3 separate regions of the Homo sapiens genome follow, and all the other regions are linked to region 1. Evidence: chromatin loops called from intact Hi-C (ENCODE). Cell type or tissue: ascending aorta. All regions are shown on one strand.

Region 1 (4,000 bases):
AACAACCTTGTTACTCCAGACAGAAGAATATTAGCACTTGAGTCACCCAATCTCTGTCTCCCCTCTGTTTTTCTGTGTCCTTTAACAGCCTCTGTGACCCCTGTTTTAAGTGCATGTCCACATCTGCATTTTACAATGGTTTCTATAAAATTGTGACAAGAACGTTCCATCGGAATGTGCAATTAAAAGATAAGTGCTGCCATCAGCACTTTTTTTTTTTTTTTTTTTTTTGATGGAGTCTTGTTCTGCCACCCAGGCTGGAGTGCAGTGGTACAGTCTCGGCTCACTGCAACCTCTGCCTCCTGGGTTCAAGCCATTCTCCTGCCTCAGCCTTCCTAGTAGCTGGGATTACAGGCATGCCTCACCACGCCTGGCATTTTTTTGTATTTTTAGTAGGGGCAGGTTTTCGCCACATTGGCCAGGCTGGTTTGGAATTCCTGACCTCAAGTGATCCGCTCGCCTCAGCCTCCCAAAGTGCTAGGATTACAGGCATGAGCCACCGCACCTGGCCCATCAGCACTCTGAATAGATCTTTCTAATCACTTGAACCCAGGAGGCAGAGGTTGCAGTGAGCCGAGATTGTGCCATTGCACTCTAGCCTGGGTGACAGAGCGAGACTCCATCTCAAAAAAAAAGATCTTTCTGGGCCTTAACTCCAGCAATAGCCAGAAGAGTGTGTGTGCACCCAGCCTGACCAGGACAGTCTTCTCCCTTTCTCATGCGTTTCTGTCTTAATGAGATGGGCAATTGCTAAGGAGAACTTCGGTGCCAGAGGATGGCAGCCAAAGCCTACCTGCCCTGGGCTTCTCCCTATACATGGAGACACTGCTACCACCTAACCCACTACTACCCTGCCCCAACCATGGCCAGTTCTTCCTCTTGGACACATGTGGGAACTGTTGTTCCTTTTTGGGAAATGCCATCATTCTTCTTTGTTTCACTGTTGTCACTATGAGACCCAGGGACCTGAAAACAAATCAATTAGAACAAGATAGGAATTAGCATGTATCAAATAAGACTGAGGAGTAATTACTGCGTGGGTGAACCTGTGCAAAAACAGTCACGCTGGTCGCATATTTATGTCCTGCCATTTGCTAGAAACTTTCAAGCGTCTACTACTGTTACTTTAAAAATGTCTACATGGAAATTCTATCCCCAGCCTAACCTGAACTTAAGCCGGCAGATGAGGATAAGGCTCCCCAGCCTCCCGGAACAAGCAGACAGTTATTAATGGAAATGTTCCACCAGTTCAGGTATGTGCTAACATCTGTTAAAATTGCATTTGTACAGGATTGCATGAATTACTGATACATGAACACATTGCTTTAGCCAAACACAAGCTTTTATGATTTCATGATGAGGCTTCCCAGAGTTCTAGGTTATGACAACCTGACTTTCAAAGTTACACGTTAAAGCAATCTGTTTGCATCCCAGGCTGACTGTGCAGAAGAGATTTGCGGTTGGGACAATCTGCCATTTAAAGAGAATGAGGTCTCTAGTCATTAAGGGAGACAGAATCTGTGGCTGGGACTTTTTCTGGGGCATCCTGAGTAGGTAGCTGTGTGGCCTGTCACAGTGCGGTTTTTCAGAGGAATGTGTGTCATGCGTAGAATAGAGAAATTTATTCCTGAGCATTTTAATTTTTTTTAGAGACAAGTTCTTGCTCTGTCACCCAGACTGGGACACAGTGGTGCAATCATGGCTCACTGCAGCCTCAAACTCCTGGGCTCAAGTGATCCTTCCACCTCAGACTCCTGAGTAGCTGAGACTACAGGTATGCACCAGCATGCCTGGCTAATTTTCTTTCTTTCTTTATTTTTTTTTTTGTAGAAATGGGATCTGACTATGTTGCCCAGGCTGCTCTTGAACTCCTGGGCTCAAGCAATCCTCTGGCCTCAGCCTACCACAGCTTTTGGATTACAGGCATGAGCCACCTGGCCTCTTGAGTGTCCTTAAATAAAAATCAGCAGGTGCAAGTGCCAGGGCCTTGTCAAGCCTCCACTATTGCTGGATCGACATCTCTTCTGCCCATGGCTTTTCCCAGGATCATCTCTGCATTGCTATAGACTCCGCCATCTGTCTCACCCTGCTTTTGAGTTGGTGCATCTTACTGGGGGCTCTAGACAAATTAAGCATTGTTGTGAAGTGCACTGGCTCCGTGCTGAACTTGCTTTTTATTCCACCTACCTTCTTATAAAAAATGTTTTGGAAAGTAAGGGATCAGAGAAGGTTTCTACAGTTTTGGTGCATTATTAGGCCAGGTCCTTGTTTCAGTCTCCACTTAGCCTAACTAAAGACACCTTCCGCTCTGTAAAAAAGGTTATCGTTATGGATCCTGTGGGAATTGGTGGCATGAAGGGACCACTAGGGGGCGCCCAACGCCTCAGAATAGTCCACCTTTAAGTCTCTAGGCCTGGTCCTGGAGGCTCTTGACTCCAGGCTTCCCTAAGGTTCCTGGAAGGCCTTCATGTGTTATTACTGGTTGGACAGAGAAGAGCACTGCCAGCCCCAGATGGGAGTGAGAAGGCCGGTCGGGGAGAAGGTAAGCAATTGAGAAGGCGGAAGGGGCAAAAGGAAACTGGAGAGGGCGGCAGGAAGAGAGAAAAGGAAGAGAGCAGAGGCGTGGAGAAGAGGAAAAGAGGAGGGCGGGGAAAGGGGAGGCTGCGTTTTGCAGGACTGGGCAGCTCCAGAGACAGTGGAACACCGGTGTCTTTTTGGACCCTATGGTACATAGGGGGACAGGGAAGGAGCCCGGTTTGGGCTTAACTGGGGGATGCTGGGAGTCTCTCTGGTCCAGGAGGTCTTAGGCATCTGTGTGCCTGAGGCTATCTGGGTCTCCCCAGTGTCTCCCCACACACCTGTGCCAACTTGCCCACTTCATACTTTTCCTGTTGCCTTCGATTCACAACTCGCCTTGCTCACGTCCTTCTAGAAAAAAACGGTACGTGTTGATGTCACTACCTCCCCGTGGAAGCAGGAGGGGAGGGTGGAGAAAGTGGATTTGGTCATCACTTCCGGCCCTTTAGAATCACACTGCCGGTCAGGCGTAGTGGCTCACGCCTGTAATTCCAACAGTTTGGGAGGCCGAGGTGGGAGGATTGCTTGAGCCCAGGAGTTTGAGACCAGCCTGGACGATATAGTGAGACCCCCATCTCTACAAAAAAAACTTCGAAAAAACTAGCCAGGCGAGGTGGCACGCACCTGTACTCCCAGGTACTAGGGAAGCTGAGGCAGGGAGATTGCTTGAGCCTGGGAGGTCGAGGCTGCAGTGAGCCGTGGTTGTGCCGCTGCACTAAAGCCTGGGCAACAGAGCAAGACCTCAACTCTAAAGAAAAGAAAAAAGAATCACACTTTATTATTAATTATTTTGAACCATGAGATAATAAAAAAGGAAGGACCTTTTTCCCACTTAAAAATGTTTCAGACTAATAATAATTGCTAACATTTACTGGGCTCTTACTGTGTTCTAATAATAGGTGTCAGCATTTAGAAATCTAATGTCATTTAAGGCACGCAGCAACCTGGTGCTATTGTCATCCCTATTGACAGAAGCGAAATGGTTCACCCAAAGCCACACTGCCAGCAAACAGCGAGGCTAAAATGAGGGACCCAGACAGTCTGACTTCAGAGACTGCACTTAAGTTACTTAACAGAAATTAATGTCAGTTAAGTGACAGAACTAGAACTTGAATGTAGATCCTCTGTCTCCAAATCCTATTGAATCCTCTATATCACTGTTCTTAAATTTTTTGGTCTCAGACCCCTTTATTCTCTAAATATTGAAGATTCTAAAGAATATCATTTCTGCAGTTTTTGTGTGTTGCTATTTACAGCACTATAAATTAAAGCAAAGTAATTTAAATATTTATTAATTCATTTGAAACAATAATAATAAACCCACTCCATGTAAACATAAACAACATCTTTATGAAAACATTGTCGGCCAGGCACAGTGACTCACGCCTATAATCCCGGCATTTTGGGAGGCCTAGGTGGGTGG
Region 2 (4,000 bases), 520 kb after region 1:
AAGCCCTTAAGTCTTTTAGCCAATCTGGGTGCCCTTTTTTGAGCTTGATCCAATCTAAATACGACCCTAGTGCCTGTGAAATTCACAAGTCAGCTTAGTCATAGAGTACATGGTGTCCAGAGTTTTATGAGGTAGGATTATACTTTCCCTGTCACATGAGGTAATTCTGCTGGGGTGAACCTGAAGTGGCATTCATCTTCATTAATGTGACTTGTGTTACAAACACACATCCAGCATGTAATTTACTGCCTTGTCGGGGGTCTGTCATCTCTGCCTTCAGGTTTCTCACATTTATACAAAACCAGAAAAAAACACCCTCTACCCTTCTTTTCTTACACTTATAAAATGGGTTGTGGAATTGAGGCAGATATCCTTAACACCCCCACCCACACGCCTCCCATCGCCAACACATAATGACACAGAAATGCCCAAGGTGTCTGCTGGGAAAATTACGATCCTTCTCCATCTCTCCTGTTTTTGTGTGTAGGTCTGGCTTCAACCCTTTTTTCTAACGTGCTTCCAATTTTCTGTTTTGGGCAGTGCTTATGTTCTCACTGCCCTCTGAGTTTTGTTAAACTTCAGAACCTTGCATTTCATTCTTGGTGAAACTTCATTATGTTTACAGTTCTAATAGGAGAGAAACCTTATAATCTAGTGTGATGAACTCAAACATTTTAATATTGTGCTGTCTTCACATTTCAAGGTTTGTGGGAATGGGGGGTGCACGTATTGCATTATTTTAAAATTATTAATGACAGATTTAGGGGGTAAGTCTAGCAGGCGCATCCTGACATTTTGTGAAGAATGGCGTTGCATTCTCATTTCTTAAAGACTCAATAACTCAGCATAAAAGTGTTTGGAATTAGATCAGTCTTTCCTAGAATCTTAGTATTTATCTTTACATCTTACATACACATCCCATCCTGCTTTATTTTCTACCTACGTGCTTTCATATCATTCTCCCGTACGAGATTACAAACTCCTTTACAGCAGAAATTGTGACCTATTCATATTTGCATCTCTCTACTTGACTCACTCAGTAACTGCTGATTGAATTGAATCTTGACATTTCTGGGCCTTGCTGTACCTGCTTTGTAAGGATTAATTCTGTTTGGCTTATAAAGATTGTGGTTATATCTAATTCAAAGTTGCAAAACTGTTTAAATTTTCTCAAAGTTAGTAGCCAAAGCGACTAATTTAGAAATGCATAATTTATGTACATATGTGTTGCTGTAAATAGATGTGACTGTTTACATGCATGTCTATACTTTATAAATAGGAGGGGAAGTGAACAGTTCGAGCATGTGAAAGATGCAGGCGATGGACCCAGGGAGTGTTCTTTCATTGCTCTGAATAAGGAGGGAGGAGGAACAGTGCCGGAGCCAGGAAGGACAGCAGCTTGTTTCCTTGGATTATTTTGTTTACATTTGGTTCACACCTACAGAAAAGAGGACCATTCCAGGTTCATCAACATACAGGCAAAGGCAGTGCATGACATTGGATTTCTTTCTGCTGAAATAAACAAGCTATGGTTAGCCGAAAGGGGTGGGAGATTATTTTGAGCTCGTACTGAATGCAGGTTGCACAAAGTTAAATAGAATAATCCACACTGTTTTAAAACTATATGCCTATATTATCCTGTTTGCTGCAATACAAGCTACAGTGTTTTCTGCTCATGATCCATGTTTTGATAGTTGCTCATTGCTTTGTGTTGGTTGCCATAAGTGCAGTTTACTTATTAGCTCACCCTCTCGTTCATTTGTAAAAGGTAGAACTCTGATCTTAATACGTTTATGTTAAGAGAAGACCCTTTTTCTTTGATATTGTCCAAATGAGAAGAGAATTTCCTTCTTGGAGTGGTGAACAGGAAGGCTTGGAAGGGCAGATGGCTAACCTCGTGCTGCATGTCTCCCTGGTGCAGAAAGTAGATATGATTATGGATAGAGCTGTTCTGAGACAAGATAACATGTTATTTGCAATGTGAGCCCAGCAACGGCTCCCCAAAAGTGGGAGGAGGGATGGAGTTGGGTTGTAAGAAAATTGAGGGTTCCTGGGAAAGTATTCCAAGAATACAAATTTTATACTTAGAAGACTTCTTGTAAGAAAGTGAGTCTAAGAAAGCAGTCAGGTTCATTCCTCTGAAAAACATGAAATGTGTTACAAAAAGCCTTATGATATGGAGTCTGTCTGACCCCCACCCCACTGCTCTTGCGAATGCTTCCAGAGATTGGGGCTCACTGGCGCCCCCCGGTGGTATTCAAGCCTTCTCCTATTTTATTGTTTGGGTAAGACCCCTGTGGTGGTGAACGGGGTGGGGGCGGTGAAAGGGGCAAACTTCAGTGTCCAGGGTTGGAAGGTGTATGTGGTTTTTTTAGGTTTTCTTCAAGCGCCTTTGTCATTGTTTTTCTCATTTGTTTTAGGCCAAAGAACTGCCAACTCTGAAAGATAATGATTTCATTAATGAGGGCCAAAAGATTTATATTGATGACAACAACAAGAAGGTCTTCCTGGAAAAACTAAAAAAGGATGTTGAGGTAAGAACAGTCAGTGGAGAGGCCAGACTCATTGTATAAATATCAGCCCTGTTGGGTTTTAGGAGCTTTTTAAACCATCTATTTAAATCTTCAATCAAGGCAAAAACCTGCATACTCTACCTTAGGGAAGTCAGACATGAAGGTGTCTCATGTTACATGATCTGGTTTAAAGCAAACGCATGCCAGTTTAGCAGCCCTCTCATTTAGGCACCAAACACAAGAAAGCACCTGCTGTCATCCGCTGGGAATCCCCGGTCCCAGGCCCCTGTATTCTGTATTGGGATGGCCCATGAAGACTGACCTGCCCACACCAGCCAGTTTGGGAGGGGCCAGGGGAGTACTGGACTCTGTGTCAACCAGCAGAGCATCTCAAAAACAAATATTCAGTCACTATTACAGTCTTGGCACTTTTCCCTCTAAAGCACAAGTCAGTGCTGGTTAACATAGCCTGGGTCACTTAATGCTTTCCTATCTCCACCAGTCACCACAAACCATGTCATGAGGCCCAGTGAGGCCCCCTTACACATTGTGGGACTAGCACAGGGGCAGCTTGGGATACTAGGTCATAGGGGACAGTGGAGAGACATAGAACAGTGTCCAAGGGGCTTTCGTCCATAATGATGGAGTTTTGCTTTTAAACACTGTTCTAAACATTTAAAATGTACCTTTTCCTGTCATTTAGTTTATGATAAAGGCATTGCAGCTTTTCCATTGGATTTGCTCATTATTTAAGTCTTTTATAAATCCAGGAAAAAAGGAAAAAAAGGTTATTTTCTTTCCTTTCTTTTTTTTTTTTTTTTTTTTTTTTTTTTTTTTTTTTGAGATGGATTCTCACTGTCTTCTAGGCTGGAGTGCAGTGGCGCGATCTCGGCTCACTGCAAGCTCTGCCTCCCAGGTTCACGCCATTCTCCCGCCTCAGCCTCCTGAGTAGCTGGGACTACAGGCACCCGCCACCACGCCTGGCTAATTTTTTGTATTTTTATTAGAGACGGGGTTTCACCGTGTTAGCCAGGATGATCTTGATCTCCTGACCTCGTGATCCACCCGCCTCTGCCTCCCAAAGTGCTGGGATTACAGGCGTCAGCCACCAAGCCCGGCCAAAAAAAGGTTATTTTCTTGGACTTCGTTGAGTTACAAAACAATGCAGTGGGAATTAGAATTTAGGCAGCTACTAAACTCAGCTTTTCTTAGCTGTTGCTTTCATTCATTTGTGTACACTTCATGGCACACCAGTACGGATCTGCTACTTAGAGAGAGGCTTTGTGGGAAGATTGTCTTTTTATGTCATTAAACCAAAAAAAAAAAAAGAAAAAGAAAATGACGAAAGCCACAGAATGAGTGTCATACATTTGTATTTCCCATGAAGGCGGAAGCAGTATAATTTATTTTTAATCTTCTAACAGTTCTTTTTATTACAAGAAACTCACACTGACCAAGTTATTAGTAGTTAATATTTTTAGATCATA
Region 3 (4,000 bases), 740 kb after region 1:
AATTTGTATACAATATCTTGGAGAGTTTTATCTGACCTGAAAAATAATTAAAATAGAAAACTATGAATTCAGATGGCAAGAACTAAAAATGTTCATAAGTTTCTATAGTCTTCTTTTGTGCTATAATATTTTACTTGATTGTGATGCTGTCTATAACTATTATTGATAAGATAAAAACTATGAGAATAAAAGTTCTCTGTATATAGCACTTTTTAAATCAGTAGAAAAATATTTTATATTCACTAATAAATTCTTCACATTTGCTCTGTCAAAAGAAGTGTGCCTTTCAAGTTACTAAACTAGCTAATATGAATAGGGAATAAAGAGGAATGGAAGCCCTTTTAAATATTTATTCCTGCCTGTCATGAAGTCCATAAAGCAATGCAAAAAAGGTGAACTAACTCAGTTTTTAAAGGACAGTTAGGAAAAAAAAATCTTAAAATCACTTGAATACTACTAAACTTTGTCTAAACTTGGTCACCATTAATATGGCAAGAAATTAAACGGCTACCCTCCACAAAGCACACACATATTAGTTATGTATTCAAGAGTAAATTTTCTGTGAAGAAATAAAGAGGGTTGCCTTCAGTAAATTATACAACTCCAATAATAATTACAAACAAGGAATTTCAACAGTTTCCTACCTTATATTCAGTAGTGGTCTGGTCTTGTGAACTTGGACATCACAAATAGGACAATACTTGCTGGTCTCCAGGTAACGAACAATACACGTTTTACAGACTAGAAGTAGAACATGTGAAGTTTTTTTATGTTTAGAAATGAGTGGATAAATCATTGGTGTTAGAAACCCAGAACTAGTAGAAAACAAGATGGTGAAAGGCATTTCCAACTAAATAAGCTAATTCATATCCTGAGAACACATATATTGCATGCTTGTAATACAATCAATACATATTAACAAAAAGTCATTAGATGCAAGAGAAGAAAATGCCTTCACCACTTTGTACCAACATTTCCACAGATTGCAGGAATCATTAACAGTTTTCAAATTCCAGGTCGAACTGTGAAATACGCATGATACAAAAGAGAGCTAAAGCTCGGTACTTACAGGAATGTAGACATTCTATTATGGTTGTGGCATCAATGAAGTACCCTCCACAAAGCACACACATCAGGTGGGGATTTAGCTCAGTGATCTTGATTCTCGTTGTTCGATGCATTTCTGCTTGATAAAAAATCCTGCAAGACACAGAAATAATGGCCATAATTCACAGAACAAGAATGGAGATCATCTAGTAATCACAAACCCTGAAACACTGAATTTATAAAACTCATTTAACACTGTACAGCTGGGCTGTCCTAACGTTTCTACAGAAGGAATTTACTCATCAGATCGGAATCAGTTCTACCAAACTGATGCAAAAGGATCCAACTAACATTACTTCTGGTCTCTCAGATCATTCCTGTAGGTAGAAGAAAGTCTGGGGTGGGGGCTGGGAGCTGAGCGTATTAGGGTCTCTTTCTTCCATTTGTCCTCCAGCCCAGCAGCCCCAAGGCTGCTGCAGACGCCACACAATCCCCGCGGATATTTACCAACCACTAGGGCTTGTTCCAGGTCTCCGAATTTATTATAAAACTTCCTCAAGAATCTGCAAGTGAAAATCCGGGGTTCCGGTTGTTTTAGACGGTTCCAGCAAGCAGAACCTGGCACGTTTTTACGCGACGCGCAGGGAAAACAATTCTGCCCTCCCTGCATCCCTGGCATTTCCGGAGCCGGGTGCTGGGGCCGCAGGAGGAGCACCTCCAGTCGGCCTGGGCCGGGGCCTGAGCGCGGCGGACGCCCGGGGGCCGGGATGCGAGGGGCGGATCCGGCGGCGCCCGGGGCTCCGTCTCGCTCCGGATTCGGAACTCGCCTCGGTCGGGGTTTCCATAGCAACTTACACTTACACTTGGCATCCGGCCACCGCTGCAACTCCGCGCGGAGCCCGGCCCGAGCCCCGAGCCTCGGCGGGCGTGCGGGGCGGCGGGCGGGCGGGCGGGCGGGGGAGGGGCGGCGCGCCGCGGGGGCGGGGCCGGCGCGGGGGCGGGGTGGGTGCGGCGACGCCGGGGGGGCGGGGCAGCCCCACGAGGCCACAGCGCTGGGGAGCGGGGAGCGGGGATCGGGGACCAGGGACCCAGTCCTGGGCGGCGGGGACCCCGGAGCCTGCGGCAGCGCCCGCGAAAGGAAAATGCAAACCGCACTCCCGGCCATTTCGGACACTCCGGGGGCCTCTTTTCACGTCGACTTGGTGCGCAGAGCTGGTTTCAGATCTCGACTCTCTCGGTCTGTCCTGTCTGCAATCACTCGGTCAGAAATTTCACGAAGGGATTTTTTGAGAATTGCCAACTGTGCACTTAGCCCGAAACCGTCAGGGCTCAAATTGCAGAGATGTTTATTGAACCGAACCTCTTTAAAACTTCCTTCTCTAATGTGACGCTCTCCTGTAGATTAAATGAGCGATACAAAGTTTTGGAAAGGCTGAAAACTGAAATCTGTTTTACAAGAAGAGGAGAGGGCAAAGCCCAGTGTTTTATTTGGACAAACTATGCTGGGGGCAAGAAAAAGTACTTTAATCGGTACAATAGTGACAATATGTACAGAACCATGTGACCAGCCCATTTCCAACGCTAAATCAACAGCTTGTCAACCCAAAGCAGCGACAGGAGAGAAAAACAAATGTAAAACCCCCCATACGATGAAATGATATTCCCAACAGATACCTCTATTACAGGAAAGTCACAATGGGGAACTGTCAGCAACAATACACCAGCCGACAGTCAGGGAAGTCAAATACTTCGTGTAGTATTCTTGAAAAATAAACTTCAACCCCCCTTCTTCATTCATTTCAGAACCTGATATAAGACTAAGCTTCCAGACCTCACTGAAGTACATTCTCAAATCTTCCTTGAATGGAAATCCAGGACCTTTTGAAACTTGCAGTAAGATATACCTGCGGTTTTAATTCCTAAGGTGTATTAATGCAGTAAAGGGAAACACCAATCAACACAGCTCAATGGCTGAAATTAAGAGCTAACCTCTAGAAAATGGTAAAAAACAAAACAAAGCCTCTCTTATGAAAGTGACCACAGTGGCAACTGGCGACCTCTACCAGAAAACTTCTTGTGTGACTGACTCCTCAGTTATCTCTGGATTACTTGTTTTGGAGAATATTGTCAACATATTAACATAAATCTAAGCGGGGCACGGAGGAGTTGTAGGTAGAGCAATGACCCTAAAGAGTAGCAATATTTAAATCAAATTATACTTGGTAAATTAAAGAACAGCCTTCTTGGTGCTTAAAGAAAATTCTCCTTGTGAAACCACAGGATCTTTCCTAGAAAGATAGCAAGCTGATATTTCTGTTTGCCTGTGAAAGCATACTGCACTAAAAAACCACCGATCACGAAGTTCATGAAGGGGCTCCAATAAAAATAGCTGCCTTTATTTCTCCTCTAGCTTGCAGAAAACCAACACCACACAAAGACAAGTATTAACAAGGAGAACAATCAAACCTCAGTGGAGGGTTATCTACCGGTTGGCTTTGAGCATTTAAGTCACATGTACTTGACCAAAAGTCTTTCAAATTCATCTTAAGTCTTAATTCACACAATTCCTCTACCTCAGTTCAGAAGAATTTGGCCACAATCCTGTGACCATTTATAATGCTAATAAATACCACTGTTACTTATATAAAAATCAGTTATGTTTTTATGCCCTTTGAAAGTAGTGGCAACCTAATGAAGACTTCCAAAGTGTTTGACGTGCTTGATAAGATTTGAGAAACAATCTCTTCCACCTCAGAAGTGAAAACCTTCCAGGTTCCAACCCAGAAACTGCCAGTTAAGCAAACAAAAATGCACCAAACATATCATGGTAAAAATACTCAACCGTTAAAACTTGCCATTGTAACACACTCAGTTGGGGCTGTCAGTTTTTAGGTGGAGGCCTAACACCAGGAATGTCAAAATGAAGGAAAACAGAAGCAAGTTCTTATGTTAA

Evidence for each region. Peaks named below come from ENCODE experiments on the same cell type or tissue, not always from the same donor. Only the 100,000 strongest peaks of a DNase experiment are listed, where the experiment ranks them.
Region 2: a loop joins it to region 1, with 2.2 times the contacts of the local background. A loop is called at or near these places in 13 of 110 quality-filtered maps.
Region 3: it touches region 1 in a loop (2.5-fold over the local background); 7 of 110 quality-filtered maps call a loop at or near these places.

Annotation. Positions count from the first base shown.
Region 1 is chr10:23,066,728-23,070,727 of GRCh38, reverse strand. It overlaps LOC107984215 (a long non-coding RNA gene), which reads left to right. Exons shown (of 3, transcript XR_001747394.2): 2 at 1,160-1,253. Among named protein-coding and RNA genes, the nearest start is that of MSRB2, 27 kb to the left of the region's middle. RefSeq lists enhancers at 1-28, 2,274-2,568. In ascending aorta, a CTCF peak has its summit at 2,355 (motif pointing right); a DNase peak (open chromatin) is centred at 2,387; H3K27ac peaks cover 468 bases.
Region 2 is chr10:22,549,193-22,553,192 of GRCh38, reverse strand. It overlaps PIP4K2A (phosphatidylinositol-5-phosphate 4-kinase type 2 alpha), which reads left to right. Exons shown (of 10, transcript NM_005028.5): 7 at 2,421-2,534. Among named protein-coding and RNA genes, the nearest start is that of LINC03027, 110 kb to the right of the region's middle. In ascending aorta, a CTCF peak has its summit at 2,261 (motif pointing left); a DNase peak (open chromatin) is centred at 2,254.
Region 3 is chr10:22,323,631-22,327,630 of GRCh38, reverse strand. COMMD3-BMI1 (COMMD3-BMI1 readthrough) reads right to left here. Exons shown (of 14, transcript NM_001204062.2): 6 at 1,070-1,200; 7 at 645-741; 8 at 1-36. It overlaps BMI1 (BMI1 proto-oncogene, polycomb ring finger), which reads right to left. Exons shown (of 10, transcript NM_005180.9): 2 at 1,070-1,200; 3 at 645-741; 4 at 1-36. The coding sequence starts at 1,181. Among named protein-coding and RNA genes, the nearest start is that of BMI1, 4.5 kb to the right of the region's middle. RefSeq lists a silencer at 1,715-2,094. In ascending aorta, no CTCF peak of the experiment used is centred here; a DNase peak (open chromatin) is centred at 1,860; H3K4me3 peaks cover 2,567 bases; H3K27ac peaks cover 1,955 bases.